2 separate regions of the Homo sapiens genome follow, and region 2 is linked to region 1. A link is an interaction called in ENCODE POLR2A ChIA-PET data of the cell type or tissue named here. Cell type or tissue: OCI-LY7. All regions are shown on one strand.

What was found. ChIA-PET counts read pairs that join two places held together with the same protein. Peaks named below come from ENCODE experiments on the same cell type or tissue, not always from the same donor. Only the 100,000 strongest peaks of a DNase experiment are listed, where the experiment ranks them.
Region 2: POLR2A ChIA-PET joins it to region 1 with 6 read pairs; 2 of 35 experiments call an interaction of 5 or more read pairs at or near these places.

The regions. Positions count from the first base shown.
Region 1 is chr6:38,455,338-38,459,337 of GRCh38, forward strand. The region is part of intron 6 of BTBD9 (BTB domain containing 9); the gene reads right to left. Among named protein-coding and RNA genes, the nearest start is that of BTBD9-AS1, 24 kb to the right of the region's middle. In OCI-LY7, no CTCF peak of the experiment used is centred here; no DNase peak of the experiment used is centred here.
Region 2 is chr6:38,570,660-38,574,659 of GRCh38, forward strand. The region is part of intron 6 of BTBD9 (BTB domain containing 9); the gene reads right to left. Among named protein-coding and RNA genes, the nearest start is that of BTBD9, 67 kb to the right of the region's middle. In OCI-LY7, CTCF peaks have their summits at 307 (motif pointing left) and 514; a DNase peak (open chromatin) is centred at 1,692; H3K4me3 peaks cover 278 bases.

The sequences.
Region 1 (4,000 bases):
CTCATTTTTTTCTTTTGAGATGGGGTCTTGCTTTGTTGCCCAAGCTGGTCTTGAACTCCTGTGCTCAGGTGATCTTCCTAACTCAGCTTCCGGAAGTCTTGGGATTACAGGCGTAAGCCACCGTGCCCAGCCTCATTTTGCCTTTTATAGAATGATATATAAATGGAATCATACAGTATGTAGCCTTTTGAATCTTGCTTTTTTCACTTAGCATAAAACATCTGAGATACATACATGCTGTTGTGTGTGTAAGCTGCAAATTCCTTTTTATTGTGAGTAGTACTCCATAATATGGATATACCACAGATTTTTCACCCATTTATGGATTGAAGGGGTATTTCAGTTACATCCAGTTTTTGTCAACTTTTTTGTTTGTTTTTTTGTTTCTGAGAAGGAGTTTTACTCTTGTTTCCCAGGCTGGAGTGCAATGGCGCGATCTCGGCTCACCGCAACCTCCACCTCCTGGAGTAGCGGGGATTACAGGCATGCGCCACAACACCCGGCTAATTTTGTATTTTTAGTAGAGATGGGGTTTCTTCATGTTGGTCAGGCTGGTCTCTAACTCCTGACCTCAGGTGATCCACCTGCTTCAGCCTCCCAAAGTGCTGGGATTACAGGCATGAGCCACTGCACCTAGCCCTTTTTTTTTTCTTTTTTTTCTTTTGAGACAGAGTCTTGCTCTGTAGCCCAGGCTAGAGTGCAGTGGCGCCATCTTGACTCACTGCAGCCTCTGCCTCCGGGGATCAATCAAGTCATTCTTCTGCGTCAGCCTCCTGAGTAGCTGGGATTACTGGCATGTGCCACCACGCCCTGCTAATTTTTGTATCTTTAGTAGACAGGAGGTTTCACCATGTTGGCCAGGCTGGTCTCAAACTCCTGACCTCAAGTGATCCACCTGCCTCAGCCTTCCTAAGTACTGGGATTACATGACTGAGCCACTGTGCCCGACTTGTTTTTGTAAACTATTAATAATGTTGTTGTAAACATTCTTATTCAGGTTTTTGTGTGAACGTACGATTTCACTTGTCTAAGGAGTGAAATGGTGGTATCATATGGAGGTTTATGTTTAACTTTGTAAGAACAACTATTTTTCCAAATTGGTTATACCATATTGCATTCTTACCAGCAGATTCCAGATGATCCCCATCCTGACAGGACTTGGTATTATCAGTTGTTTTGTTAATAAAGTCATTCTATTAGCTGGGTAATAGTTATCTTATTATGGTTTTTGTTATCTCAGTGTGGTTTTAATCTGCATCACCCTAATGACTAATGATAATGGGCATCTTTTCATGTGTTTGGTTGCCATCTGGATATCTTTGTGCCTGTTCAAATATTTGCCCTCTTTTCTTAAAAAAAGTTGGGTTGTCTGTTTAGTTACTTTTAAGTTTTGAGAGTTCTTTATATATTTTGGGTATAAACCCTGCGTCAAATATCTGGTTTGCAAATACTTCCCCCCCAAACTAGTCTTTTTTACTTATCTTCTCAAATATCAGCTAGTTAAAGAAATATATCATTCCCCTGCTCAAACAATTTGCCATACCCTTTCACTAAATTATCTGGCCTAGCATTATAAAAAGCACTTTGAAGGAAATAAATACAGTGACATGATAAAGATAGAGTTATCAGGAAAGAGTCTCTGAGGTGATATTTAAACTAAGGTCCAAATGATAAGAAGCCAGACAGAAGAATATCCAGCGAGAGAGAAGAGCAAAGCAAAAGCGCTAGGGTGGGAAAAATGTTGGCAAATTCAAGGACAAGAAGGTAGAACATCCTGGCTGGAGCTCAGTCATGGGGGCAGAATGAGATAGGAGATGAGGACAAAGAAGCAGAGGCAGACAGCAAACCATTTAAGGTCACATAGGCCTTGGAGGGATTTGGAGGTGAGACACCAATGAAGAGTTTTATGCAGAGAGTAATTTGACCCTGCTTAACTTTAAGAAAATTTATCTGGCTGCCACATAAATACTTTACTGGAAGACCAAGCAAGAAGACCAGTTAGAAGGCTCCCACAGTCTGGGCAAGAAATGGTGTTGGTGTCAACTACAGTGGTGTTAGTGCAGATTGCAGTAGATGGATTTAAGGTATATTTTAGAGTTAAAACCAATATGACTCTCCAAAGGACTGAAATGTGAAGAGTTAATTTTTTTTTTTTTAAAGGCAGGATCAAGGATGAGTCCTAAGCTTGGGGACTAAAAAATAGGATGGATAATAGTGACATTTAGTGGGATGGAGAATAACTGATTGGAGGAGTGAAAAATCAAGACTTCCATTTGGGAAGCTTGAGATGCCTAAGAGATAGTACAATAGAGATTTTAAGACAATGGCTAGAACACAAGGGAGAGAGGCCTGGCCAGAGAGATTAAATTTGAGAGCTAGGAGCATATACATGTATAAGAAAGGAGAGTATAAGTAGAGAAAATAGGGAGTTCAGGATGAATCTCTTAAGCACTCCAACATCATACTGAAATTATCAGTTTACATGTCTCTCCCCCAACTGGTCTGTTAGTTCTTCGGATCCACAGATCATGTCTTTTTCATATCTGTAATTAACAAATCGTATTGCCTGATACTTAATAAGTGCTTACTAAGTGTTGCGGAACTCACACAGGCATGATATGTAAGGGAAGATGATATCATCATGTATGTGGCGTATAAGGATTGCTGAAGACAAACAACCCTAAGGAGACTGTAGTCCCAGAGAGCAAGCTTTACGCGCCAGATTTTGCCATATCCATGATGGGCAACTAGTCTCTCAAGCAAAAAGGAGCCCTTCAAAACAGCAGATTATTGTTTCCTATAACACGATTGGAAAAAAACAAAACAGATTAAAATATTTGTTTGCAAGTAAAAGAAATCACTTTTCACCTAGAATTATTCTGAGGGTTCTCTTTTCTACTAATTTTAAATTCCTACCTGCAAAATGAGTTCTTTCATTAGAGTTTACAAGCTAATATGTCAGATAACCAGGGTAAATTGAGACTGAATATTTTCTATTTGATAATCTGAGTATGAACAACTCCTCATGTTCCTAAAAACGCAAAAGGACCCAGTAGTCCCTGCACTGCTGCCCTACATTCCTTCCACATTTGATTTGTCCTCCCAAAAGACTCAGGAAATAGCCTTCCCTAAAAGGCTTAGAAAATAGCCTAAACAAAAGCTCAGGATAATCCTATCATGATATAAGATTCCCCTCCTCAACAGTCTAGCTTTATTGGAAGGAAAAATGTAACATCATAACTCAGCAAAAACTAGAATAGACAGATCCCTAACAGGAAGAACTAACCAAAGATACCTGACATCATTCTAGCAGTTTTCAAAATATACTGTGAGTTTTCACTGTAGCAACATATTTCTACACAAACAACACACACAAAATCTCACTTTGTGGTCAGAAGCAAGGTCATCTGGATTATTTGAAAAATGGCAAATGGCAAAGTACCACTTATATGAATAATGGTAAATTGAAGAATATATTGATTCTGTTTCCCCCCTCCTTATAACAAATGAGAATACACAAAAAATTTAAGTATGACAAAAAAAGGCCATTTTATGAGCATCTTTGCCAGTTGAATACTTTAATTATATGACATCAAATGTTCTATTAAAGGTATTATTTCAAAGATGCCAGGCAAAGCGTAATTCATGCTATATAAAAGTCTGACCATGCTTTTATTTTTTATTTATTTTTATTTTTTGGAGACAGAGTCTCACTCTGTTGCCCAGGCTGGAGTGCAATGGTGTGATCTCGGCTCACTGCAACCTCTGCCTCCTGGGTTCAAGCAATTCTCCTGCCGCAGCCTTTCAAGTAGCTGGGATTACAGGTGCGCACCACCACGCCTGGCTAATTTTTGTATTTTTAGTAGAGACACGGTTTCACCATGTTGGCCAGGCTGGTCTCGAACTCCTGACCTCAGGTGATCCCCAGCCTCGGCCTCCCAAAGTGCTGGGATTACAGGCGTGAGCCATGTGCCTGGCTATGACCACCCTTTTATAACAA
Region 2 (4,000 bases), 120 kb after region 1:
GAAGGTTAAAAAATATATATATTTGCATGAAACTGAATAGCTGGACTACAGAAGCCCACATTTCTCCTATGCCTTGCAGATGACAACTCAAGAACTAGCTAGCAAGCACCAAAATATATACCTCTGGACTTTGGACATAATTAACGCTCCACATCAGCAGAAAGACTTAAATAGTACAAATAGTTTCACATGTTATTTCACAAATCACAGACTTTCAGAACAATTTATATTTAAATATGATGGTGTAAAAAAGCAATTTTTAAATTCTCTTTAGCTTCGAGTAAAATTGTTATAATTTAGTGACACCATGTGGCTACACTTTGCTTTGCATTCTTAGAAGAAAATGTTCCTCTATGAGGGTTGCTCTTGCTAGTTCAATTGTAATATCAAGGTTGTAGGTAGATGGACAACTCAAACTAAGTATGAACTAAAAAGATAACTTTTTAAAAAATGAAACTAATCCTGTTTCTTTTACATCTGAATAAGGCATTTCTTGAATTGTGAAGCTCTTCAGTCATAAGAAGAAAGTAAAGGCTCAGTATTATTCTAGCTAGGATTCTAAAGCAATCTAGTGAACACTGAATAATGTAAGAGTGTCTACCTTTAAAAGTAAATAGATACATCAATGCCCAGTTATGGGCAGAGGTGTAGGGAACAAAAGAGAAATGAAAGAAGACATATGTTATACAAGTGTTAATATAGCAGGGAAAGAATGCTTCCATAAATAGCAATGCTTATTTTCTCATTTATTTTATGTAGATCTATAGCACTATGTAAGTACTATAATCTAATGAGAATAGGTGAAAAAAAATTATGCTGTATCTATTGACACCAGGAATGAGGGGGGCCTAGAATGTATAGTAGCAATAAATGAGATTAAAATGCCATATACCAAAACACAGTAAAGTTAGAGTATTCCTCTAATGAGGTCTCCCACAGTAGACCAGCTACTGCCAAATAACATTCAATGTACACCAAAGAAAATATTTAGATGTTGTGTAAATATCTAAAACAATGGGCCAGGCATGGTGTCTCACACCTGTAATCCCAGCACTTTGTGAGGCTGAAGCAGTCAGATCGCTTGAGTCCAGGAGTTGAAGACCAGCCTGGGCAACATGGCAAGGCCCCATCTCTACTAAAAATAGAAAAAACTAGCTGAGTGTGGTGACACATGCCTGTAGTCCCAGCTACTCAGGAGGGTGAGGTAGAAGAATCATTTGAGCCCAGCAGGCAGAGGTTGCAGTGAGCCAAGATTGCACTACTGCACTCCAGCCTGGGTGACAGAGCAAGCCCATCTAAAAAACAAAGAAACAATCACACACACACACACACACACAAAACCAAAAACAAATAAAACAATGACCAGAAAATATCACCCCCTTCATCTCAGCTTAAAACACCTACCCCCCATCTCTGGCCTTTTCTAACCATCCTATTTAAAATAATCCTTCTCCCCTGACTTCTGTTACTATCACAGTACCATCTTTGCAACACTTATAATTATGTGATGTGCTTATTATTTGTTTGTTTTAATCTGTTTCTCCCAAATTCCAAAAGCACAGAAACCTTGGCAATCTTCTTCAGTGTTGTGGCCTCAATATCAAGTACAACAATAGCATAAAGTAGGCGCTTATTTGTTGAATGGGTGAGTGACGAATGAATACATAAAATCTATTTCCTTAGCTGGTGAAGCATGCCTAAATTTCCTGTTGTAAGTGAAAGTAGAACCATTCTAGTGAGATGTTTATCATCACTTACGGCCTCTAATGTGACTACAACAACCAGAAGACAGCCTAGCAGATGCTCTATGATACCCTTTCTTTTTTCTATGACACATATGGCACACACAATTTCTCATTCTAAGAAAAGAAGAAAAAGGAGGGAAGTGAACTACAATAATTAAAATACTTTCAGCAAGAATCAAAGAAATCAGTGGAACTGAGTAGGGTATATGCTAGAATCCAGCTCATCATAAATATGGCTGATCACATTAGGATAGCAAGAAATGATTATCAAATAAATGACTTTAATCAACTGACTATCCCTACCTGAAAAGATCTATGCAAAATATCCTGACTGTATTAAATACTTAAGATATAAGGCTTAAAAAAAAAAAACAAGTAGTGGAAAAAATATATATATATACATAAAAGTTTAACATACTTTAATATTAGAGTGAGGAATAATCTTCTAATCATAATACCAAGCCAGAAATCATTTAAAAGACTGACAGATTTGAATACATTTTTTAAAAAGTAAAATTCTATATGGCAAAAAGTACCAATAAAACACTAAAAATGCGTTAACAAATTTCATATATGACAGGCAAAAGGATAATGTCATATATATATATGTATTGATACAAAGTTCTCACAAGACAAAAAGAAAACTATCTCAGAAGAAAAATATGCAGAAGACAAAAACAGGCTTTTCATAAATAAGAAATTAACAAATGGCCAGTATTAAAAGATACTTTAACTCACCAATAAAGAAATTCAAAGTAAAATAGGATTTTTGTTTTAAACAAATTATGTATTACATTGGCAAAACGGTGACAGTGTCTGCATTGGTGAAGGTTCACAGAAAGGGGCATTTTTACATGCAATTGGTAGAAATTGAGTACAACATTTCCAGATGGCAAGTTTTATCAATATTTAAAATATATACATTATAACTTTATAATGAGAGATATTTCCATTTTGATAATTTTTTAAAAAAGGAAATAAAGAAAGAAACCGTTTTGTATTAACCAAGTTCATCTCTCCTATGCCAGACTCTAAATTGTCAATTTACACCCATCTCAACACCCTGTCTGGCCTTGTCTCCAGTAAACAACGCTCCTAATCCTCCTCTAAACTCTGACCAGCCCCTGAAGTAAATACCTCTCCCACCTACGCTCTTGTTCCCTCTCTCAACGGGCATAACCTTGAGAACGTTGCTTTTAGCCCTGCTTTCTTCTCTCTCAACTCCCAGGTTTTAGACCAAGATCCCACTTGCAATTCCAGCCACCAGTCACATGCACACTTTGAATTCTACTTCTATCCATTTTCGCTCATGTTCTAAAGTTTTCTCATTTTTCAGCAATATTATATGGCTGCCAAATTAACAGCACCATGTTGAGGAATAGCTCAAAATTTTAAGAGCACCCCCCAGAGTACTCAATATCCACCATTCATTACTAGTGTTTTCTGTTTAGTACTAGGCTCGATCATCTAAGAAAGCTGTGGAAAGGACTGGGAGAGAGTTTACCAGATAACCAAGAAGACAATTTGAAGGTTACAGATTATGGGTAAAGCGGAAATTGCCTTTCCTGAGAAAGAAAAGGCTGATAAGACATAACATGGTTCTCAAGGCATATGAAAAACTAAACATAAATTGATGAGTCACTTTTCTCCATCTCCAGTTAAAGGCTGAAGAGGATAACTGGTCTAAGCTTTTGGCTACATAGAGCAATCCCCACTTAACTCACGAACATTCCTAAAATGAGTCCAGAAAGGCAAAGCGAACCATTGCTCTGAGTTCATTATCATGGTTGGAATGTTCACACTGGCTTTGAAGCCTGATATTATCTGCCATTAGATAACATCGACTATCTTGGTGAGGTGAATGCTGACTGAATTACATTTGACAAGATAGATGAGTGGCAAATCTTATGTTATATATATTTTACCAACCAAAATATATGAAAACTCCTAGACATATACAAAGATAGGCCGGTTGTTAAGATAAAACTGTTTAAGGCATGTTTTGGACTGTATGTATGGGTTGGCGATACAAAAAAGTACCAAAAAGACTAGGGTCTTTAGAGGTTAGAGTGAGAGCCACCTCACAGTGAGAGCTACCGTGACCAACGAGGATGGCAGGGATGACTCTCTCTGAAGGTCAACCACCATTCAGGAGTTTCTGAAATTAGGAAAAATAATAAAAATGACTGCCATTTATTGAGTCCCTCCTTTCTGCCAGAACTGTGCTCTGTACATGTAAATGTGCTGTATCATCT